2 separate regions of the Homo sapiens genome follow, and region 2 is linked to region 1. Evidence: chromatin loops called from intact Hi-C (ENCODE). Cell type or tissue: HepG2. All regions are shown on one strand. Each heading gives the region's core, and the rest is flanking DNA. Links, peaks and the distances in the headings are about the cores only.

The links. Hi-C counts contacts between places; a loop is a spot of excess contacts. Peaks named below come from ENCODE experiments on the same cell type or tissue, not always from the same donor. Only the 100,000 strongest peaks of a DNase experiment are listed, where the experiment ranks them.
Region 2: it touches region 1 in a loop (5-fold over the local background); 109 of 110 quality-filtered maps call a loop at or near these places.

The regions. Positions count from the first base shown.
Region 1 is chr10:100,423,301-100,427,696 of GRCh38, reverse strand. No RefSeq gene overlaps it. Among named protein-coding and RNA genes, the nearest start is that of WNT8B, 38 kb to the left of the region's middle. In HepG2, for the core only: no CTCF peak of the experiment used is centred there; a DNase peak (open chromatin) is centred at 2,326.
Region 2 is chr10:100,340,854-100,345,249 of GRCh38, reverse strand. No RefSeq gene overlaps it. Among named protein-coding and RNA genes, the nearest start is that of SCD, 4.2 kb to the left of the region's middle. RefSeq lists an enhancer at 2,524-2,818. In HepG2, for the core only: a CTCF peak has its summit at 2,708 (motif pointing left); DNase peaks (open chromatin) are centred at 2,719, 3,169 and 4,139; H3K4me3 peaks cover 1,546 bases.

The DNA of each region.
Region 1 (4,396 bases), core at 190-4,189:
ATGGGTATTTGCTGTTCTGTTCCTGTGTTAATTATCTTAAGATAATGCCCCCCTGCCAACTGCATCCATGTTGCTGCAAAGGACATAATTTCGTTCTTTTCTATGGCTGTGTAGTAGTCCATGGCGTATATGTACCACATTTTATTTATCCAATCAACCATTGATAGGCACCTAGATTGATTCCATGTCTTTGCTATTGTGCTGTGTCTTTTTGGTGGAGTGATTTGTTTTCTTTTGGATATATACTCAGTAATGGATTGCTGGGTTGATTGGTAGTTCTGTTTTCAGTTCTTTGAGAAATCTCCAAATTGCTTTCCACAGTGGCTGAACTAATTTACATTCCCACCAACAGTGTATAAACATTCTCTTTTCCCTGAAACCTCGCCAGCATCTGTTATTTTTTGACTCTTTAATAATAGCCATTATAGTTGGCATGAGATGGTATCTCATTGTGGTGTCCATTCGCATTTCTCTGACAATTAGTGATTTGGAGCATTTTTTCATGTTTGTTAGTCAATTGTATGTCTGTTCATGTCTTTTCCCATTTTTTAATTGGGTTATTTGGGTTTCACTTATTTAATCGTTTAAGTAAGTTCCTTATATATTCTGGATATTATACCTTTGTTGGGTATGTAGTTTGTGAATATTTTCTCCCATTCTGTAGATCATCTGTTAGTCTGTTGATAGGTTCTTTTGCTATGCAGAAAAGAAGCTCTTTAGTTTAATTAGGTCCCACTTGACCTAATTAAATCCTAATTAATCAATCTTGAGTTAATTTTTGTTTATGGAGACAGATAGGAGTCCAATTTCATTCTTCTGCATATGGCTAGCCAGCTATCCCAGCACCATTTATTGAATAGGGAGTCATTTCCCTATTGCTTATTTTTGTCATCTTTGTTGAAGATCAGATCACTGTAGATGTGTGGCTTTATTTCTGGGTTCTCTAATCAGTTCTGTTGGTCTATGTGTCTGTTTCTGTACCACTACCATGCTGTTTTGGTTACTGTAGTGTTATAGTAAAGTTTGAAGTCAGGTAATATGATGTTCCAGCTTTGTTCTTTTTGCATGGGATTGCTTTGGCTATTTGAGGTCTTTCTTGGTTCCATGTGAATTTTAGAATAGTTTTTTCTAATTCTGTCAAAAAATAACATTGGTAGTTTGATAGGAATAGTGTCAAATAAATAGATTGCTTTGGACAGTATGGGCATTTTAACAATATTGATTCTTCTAGTCCATGAGCATAGAATGTCTTTCCATTTGTTTATATCACTTTTGATTTCTTTTAGCAGTGTTGTGTAGTTCTTCTTCTTTTGTAGATCTTCTTGAAAGATCTTGGAAATCTTTCACCTCCTTGGTTAGATGTATTCTTGGGGTTTTGTATGTGTGTGTGTGGCTATTGTAAATGGGATTGCATTCTTGATTTGGCTCTCAGCTTGAACATTATTGGTGTATAGAAATGCTGTTGATTTTTGTACATTGATTTTGTATCCTCAAACTTTTCTGAAGTCTCAACTTTTATTTTAGAATCAGGAGGTACATGTGGTGGTTTGTTACCTGTGTATATTTTGTGACACTGAGGTTTGGGGTATGAATGATCTTGCCACCCTGATAGTGAGCATAGTACCCGATAGGTAGTTTTCAGCCATTGCCCCCCTCTTTCCCTCCCTCCTCTAGTAGTCCCCAGTGTCTATTGTTCTCGTCTTTATGTTCATATGTACCCGATGTTTGGCTCCCACTTCTAAATGAGAACATGTGGTATCTGGTTTTCTGTTCCTGCATTAATTTGCTTAGAATAATGGCCTCCAGCTGCATCCATGTTACTGCAGAAAACATTATTTCATTCTTTTTTTTTTTTTTTTTTTTCTGAGACAGGGTGTCACCCTGTCACCCAGGCTGGAGTGCAATGGTGCAATGTTGGCTCACTGCAACCTCCGCCTCCCAGGTTCAAGCAGTACTCCTGCCTCAGCCTCCCGAGTAGCTGGGATTACAGGCATGCGCCACCATGCTCGACTAATTTTTGTATTTTTAGTAGAGATGGAGTTTCACCATGTTGGCCAGGCTAGTCTCGAACTCCTGACCTCAGGTGATCCGCCTACCTCAGCCTCCCAAAGTGCTGAGATTACAGGCATGAGCCACTGCGTCCGGCTGTGTATCATAATTCTTGTCCCTTATCTTTTATATCCCTAGTTATAGGGATATTGGAAGAAATAAAAAAAAAAACATTGGTGTGAAATGCTTTAAACCTTAAAATCAGTGATAAAAATACAAGGTGACACTTCATTTCCTAGGAGTTAGTAAGTTAAACATTAACCTAAAGTGTCATTTACCGCTGGAGGTTTGTTTGTACATTTAGCCCATTGTTAACTAGATTATCTTTGGGAAATGCAATGAAAGTACAGATTCTGTCCCTGCTCTCAACATTTTTAAAATTAAATGATCAGGAAAAGTTGGCATGAAAAGTGCCTTTCCAAGGCTTTGGTGCAGAAAACCAGACCCTCACAACATCTCTGACCTTTGTGGTCTCAAATTGACCTTGAATCCTAAAAGTTCTGCAGTCAGGAGCCTGCACATGCCATGTACGTTGCCTGCCTAGCCAGTTCTCAGATCCTTTGCTTCCCAAAGGCCTTAACTTCCTAGTCTAAGTAGTTGGGAAGGAGTCTCCTACCTGCATTCTCCATGTCCAAAGCATTTTCACCACCTAGTGATCCCTCCTACTACATACCTTCTGGTTCAGAAGAGGTTAAAGTTGATTTGAAAAGAAATCTGAGCTCAAGAGTACAGAAAGCCAAATTTCTACCCAGAAAACAATATTTCCAGGGTACATGTAAGATTTTTGTTTTGTTTTAACGTGGAGTTTTGCTCTGTTGCCCAGGCTGGAGTGTAGTGGCACAACCTTGGCTCACTGCAACCTCCGCTTCCTAGGTTTCAAGCGATTCTCCTGCCTCAGTCTCCAGAGTAGCTGGGATTACAAGCACCCACCACCACGCTCAGCTATTTTTTTTTTATTTTTAGTAGAGACAGGGTTTCACCATGTTGGCCAGACTGGTCTCGAACTCCTGACCTCAGGTGATCCACCCCCCTCGGCCTCCCAAAGTTCTGAGGTTACAGTCATGAGCCGCTGCGCCTGGCCTAGACTCTTATTAATAGGTGTGTTAGTTCAGAAATAAGGAAAGATTAAGAAATAAAGAGATGATAGGAAAGCTGTCCTTTCAACACACTTTGGGAAGTACAAACATGTTTGTGTGTGTGTGTTTCTTACAAAGCGCTGTTCTCAGTGGACATTTGTGATAATGAGGATTAAGGGACTTAGAGGCAAATTCAAATATACCCAAGACTGGAGCTCCAAAAAGATGAGTCTTCATTTACCTTAATCTTTTTTTTGTTTGTTTATTTTGACACAGAGTCTCACCTCTGCTGCCCAGGCTGGAATGCAATGGCATGATCTCAGCTCACTGCAACCTCTGCCTCCCAATTCTCCTGCCCCAGCCTCCCAAGTAGCTGGGATTACAGGCACCCGCCATCATGCCTGGCTAATTTTTGTAGAGACAGGGTTGTACCATGTTGGCCAGGCCGGCCTTGAACTCCCGACCTCAGGTGATCCACCCGCCTCGGCCTCCCAAAGTGCTGGGATTACAGGTGTGATCCACCGTGCCTGGACTCATTTCCCTTAGTCTTTACCCATCTTTTCTCTAGTTACTTTTTTCTGGACACCATGAACTCATTTCTGTTAACATTTCCATCTATCATTGTAATCTAGAAGAGGGCGCTTAAGTCTGTCTCTAAAATTCATTCATTCAGCAAGTACTTACTAAATTCCTTTTCTTTTCTAACACTGTGACAAACCACTTTAATACAAATATAAATTAGACATTATCCTTGGCTTCAAAGAACTTATGATTTTGTGGCAATTCAGGAAAAAAGGAAAAAGAAATTTCCAGCCATAAAAAAGAATGAAATCAAGCTGAGCATGGTGGCTCATGCCTGTAATCCCAGCACTTTGAGAGACCTAGGTGTGTGGATTGCTTGAGTCCAGGAGTTCGAGACCAGCCTGGGCAACATGGCAAAACCCCATCTCTACTAAAAATACAAAAAAAATTAGCCGGGCATGGTGGCTTATGCCTGCGGTTCCAGCTACTCAGGAGACTAAGGTGAGAGAATCACGTGAGCCCAGGAGATCAAGGCTGCAGTGAGCTGGGATCACATTATTGCACTCCAACCTGGGCAACCGAAGTGAGACCCTGTTTCAAAAAAAAAAAAAAAAGAGGGCCGGGTGTGGGGGCTCACGCCTGTAATCCCAGCACTTTGGGAGGCCGAGGCAGGTGGATCACCTGAGGTCAGGAGTTTCAGCCTAGCCTGGCTAACATGGCGAAACTCCTTTTCTACTAAAATTACAAAA
Region 2 (4,396 bases), core at 268-4,267, 83 kb after region 1:
TTTCATTCTATTTCTCTTTCGAGCAGAGATCACCTCTACTCCTGAGGCCCTGGTCACACTGTGGTTCTCAAGTGACAGTGGTCAAACCAACACACTGATTTGGATTCTAAGATTTATTTTTTTTGGTCTGGGGGCCCTACCTCAGCAAAAGGAACAATAGTTACAACAATTATGACAGCAAAAAGTTTGAGACCAGCTTGGCCAACAAAGTGAAATCCCATCTCTACTAAAAATACAAAAATCAGCTGGGCATGGTGGGAAGTGCCTGTAGTCCCAGCTACTTGGGAGGCTGAAGCAGGAGAATTGCTTGAACCCGGGAGGCGAAAGTTGCAGTGAGCTGAGATCACACCACTGCCCTCCAGCCAGGGTGAAAGAGCAAGACTCTTTCTCAAAAAAAAAAAAAAAATTGTGATTTTTTATTATTTTGTTTACAGCCAAGCTCCTTAATTTTGGTATTCAAAGTGCTTCATGATTTTACTCTGAACGCCCTATTCCAGCCTTAATTCTCACTTCTCACTTAGTATAACTTGTATCTTCATCAAACTGCACATTTGTCAACAGAATATAAAATAAAACTCCGAAAAACCCCTGCACTCTTGCTGATTTCTAAACATGCTTCATTTTCCCAAGTTTTTCTTCCCCTGAACTCTGCCTGTCAAAATATTACCCGGGATCCAGCAATTCCACTCCTAGATATAAACCCAACAGAAATGAAAACATATGCCCACACAAATGTATACATGAATATTCACTGGAGTATTATTCATAATGGTCAAAAAGTGGAAACAACCTAAATGTCTGTCAACTGACTAATGAACAGATAAGATGAGCACTTTGGGAAGTGGAGGTGGGGGGATCATGGCAACATAGTGAGACCTTGTCTCAACAATAAAAATACAGCCTGAGCAACATAGCAAGACCTCCTCTATACCAAAAATCATTTTTTAAAACTTAGCTGGGCCTGGTGGCACAAGCCTGTAGTCCCAGCTACTCAGGATGCTGAGGCCAGCGGATTGCTTGAGCCCAGGAGGGGAGGCTGCAGTGAGCTATTATTACGCCACTGTACTCCAGCCTGGGCAACAGAGTGATACCCTGTTTCAAGAAAAAAAATATCAGCCAGGCATGGTGACACGTGTTTGTAGTCCCAGCTACTTGGGAGGCTGAGGCAGGAGGATCACTTGAGCCCAGGAAGTCAAGGCTGCTCAGCTGTCACCATGCCACTGCCCTCCAGCCTGGGTAACAAAGTGAGACCCTATCTCAAAACAACAACAACAAAAAAGAAAGAAAATGAATACATAAAATGAAAATTAAAAAAAAAAATTAGCCAGGTATGGCTGTGTGTGCCTGTAGTCCTAGCTACTCTGGAGGCTGAGGTAGTAGGATCACTTGAGCCCAGGAGTTTGAGGTTACAGTGAGCTATGATTGTGCCACTGCACTCCAGCCTGGGTGACAGAGTGAGAACCTGTCTCTAATAATATGATATGGGATACCCACACAGTGGAATACCATTTGAGAATAAAAAAGAATGAAGTACTGCTAAGTACTGTAACATAATGAGCCTTAAAAATAGAATGCTAAGTGAAAGCAGCCAGTCACAAAGTCTCACATGTTGTTTGCTTCCATTTATATGAAATGTCCAGAATTGGCAAATTTATAGAGACAGAAAGTAGATTGGTGGTTGCCCAGGGCTTGGAAGGAGGATGGAGGATGTTGGGGGGTGATGGCTAAGGAATGCAGGGTTTATTTTTGGAGTAATAAAACTGTTCTAAAATGGATTGTGATGGATGCACAACCTGTGAATATACTAAAAGCCATTAAATTGTATGATTTAAATGGATGAATTCTATGGTATATAAATTATATCTCAATAAGAAAAGTATAAAAAAAAAAAAAAACTAAAGACTGGGCATGGTGGCTCACGCTTGTAATGCTAGCACTTTTGGGAGGCCGAGGCGGGTAGATCGCCTGCGGTCAGGAGTTCCAGATCAGCCTGGGCAACATGGTGAAACCCCGTCTCTACTAAAAATACAAAAAATTAGCCCAGGGTGGTGGCGGGCACCTATAATCCTAGCTGCTTGGGAGGCTGAGGCAGGCTGAGGCAGGACAATCGCTTGAACCTGGGGGGTGGGGGTGGAGTCTTGCTCTGTTGCCCAAGCTGGAGTGCAGTGGCACGATCTCAGCTCACTGCAACCTCCACCTCTGGGGTTCAAGCAATTCTCCTACCTCAAGCTCCCAAGGAGCTGGGATTACAGGCGTGCACCACCACACCCGGCTAATTTTTGTATTTTTAGTAGAGATGAGATTTTGCCATGTTGGCCAGGCTGGTCTCAAACTCCTGACCTCAAGTGATCCACCTGCCTTGTCCTCCGAAAGTGCTGTGATTACAGGCGTCAGCCACTGTATCTTTATAACTCTAGATGATTGAGCTATAGGCTCCAGAGGAAAGGTACACTCCAGACCAGCTCCAGAGAACGAGAGAAGACTTCCCGGAGGAGACGGTGCTAAATCCGAAGGGACCATTAAGGGTGAGTGTGGAGAAGGGCAGTTGGCAAGTTCAGAGACCTAGAGGAGGAAAAGACTGACCTGATATACTATGAACGAGGACCCTTGAATATGGCTCCTCCTGGGCCCCAGGCTGGATAGATGGTGTAGCACGTCTTTCCCCGGTAGAGAAGAGGCCAGTGCACTAGCCCCACACCTCCCTCTGTTGGCAGACATCTGTCTCTCCACACTATCCACAGAGCCATGATCTTCCTCTCACTCCAGCCCTTTCTGTGTGTGCTCACACACGGGAATGTCTGCACACACAGGTATGCATACTGGCGGACGGGCCTCCACCAACTTATTGTTACCTATCCCTGGGGCCCTGGGGTACGTCCTCAGATCAGATAGTGCGTGTGACTGGAAGCAGTTTATGTCTCAGGGCAGAATGTGTGAGATGGGTACTGACAGTCCCAGCAGATGAGGCCTGGGGACAAATGTCTTAGGACCAGGACCAGGGCCAGAGATTTCTGCAGTGGTCTGACCTTACAAAGATGCCTTTTCCCAGGCCACAGACTACTCCCTCCCTCCTCTGGAGGCCCATAGGGGATCTTTCCCCAGCCTGGAAGGCTACCCCATTCTGAGCAAGCCATCTAGGATGAACACATGGAGAGGAAAAGCAAACACAGGCCTAGGGCCTCCAACAACAAATAAACAAGCTGAAGGGAAAGTCTCTCTTGCCCTGACTCAGCTTCTGAGCCAAAGTAAAGAGAGAAGAGCAGCTTGCCCCCGCGTTTTTTCTTTCTTTCTTTCTTTTTTTTCTTTTTGAGACGGAGTCTTGCTCTGTTGTCAGGTTGGAGTGCAGTGGTACAGTCTTGGCTCACTGCAACTTCTGCCTCCCAGAATCAAGCAATTCTCCTGCCTCAGCCTCCCAAGTAGCTGGGATTACAGGTGCATGCCACCCCTCCTGGCTAACTTTTGTATTTTTAGTAGAGATGGGGTTTCACCATACTGGCCAGGCCAGTCTCGAACTCCTGACCTCGTGATCTACCCGCCTCAGCCCCCCAAAGTGTTGGGATTACAGGCATGAGCCACCGTGCCCGGCTCCTGTGTTGCCTTCCTGGTCGTAGAGAGGTAAATCCCCATTTGCTTCCTGCAGTTGCTAAGAGTGCTCCCAGGAAGGTCACACTCTCTTCCAGAGTTCTGAACCCATGCCTCTCTCCCTGCTGTAGGTGAAAGGAACAGGCAGGCCCTGGCCATTCCTGGCCCTTCACCCCTTTTGCTTCTCTCCTCCCAACTGCCCCTCCCAAGCTGCTGCTTCCCCTACAAGGGAACTGTTTCCTGAGTCCTTCTAGCCTCGTGCCCCAGCCAGCCATCTCTCTCCTGGCCTTCCCTTTGCCTGACAGTAACCTCTCCCACAGCTGATGTCACCCTGGCTTTGCACTGACACAGCAGCTGAGCTGGGCACAGCAGGGCTGCGAGGTCCAGAGGGCAGCTGGCTATGTCTGAGGCCAAGCTTCCCTCAGTGCTCGCCCAGGGCTTTTCCTCAGCCAAGAGCCTGCTTCTCTCCCATTCTGTGCCTCTAAGCCAACGTAGCCACATGGGGATAGAGTGTTGACTGAGCCTCCCCTGTGCCCAGCGGAAAGTCAATTCTCTGCTGTGTGGGGGAGAATGGAGCCAAAGTTCTGCTCCCACCCCTGGGGAGCTCACAGATTTCTAAGAGAAACAGGACAAAGCACAATAGCAAACTGGGCAGGCTAGCATCTGATGAAGGCAGAGTGTAAACATACTATATTAAACAGGGTCGGAGTTCAGGGAAGAGAGAGGGGCGCCCTTCCTAAGAGGTGCCCCTAGAATCGGGTAGGGGAAGAGAATGGGCTGGTGACAGAGTCATTTAGTGTTTTTTTAAAATTTA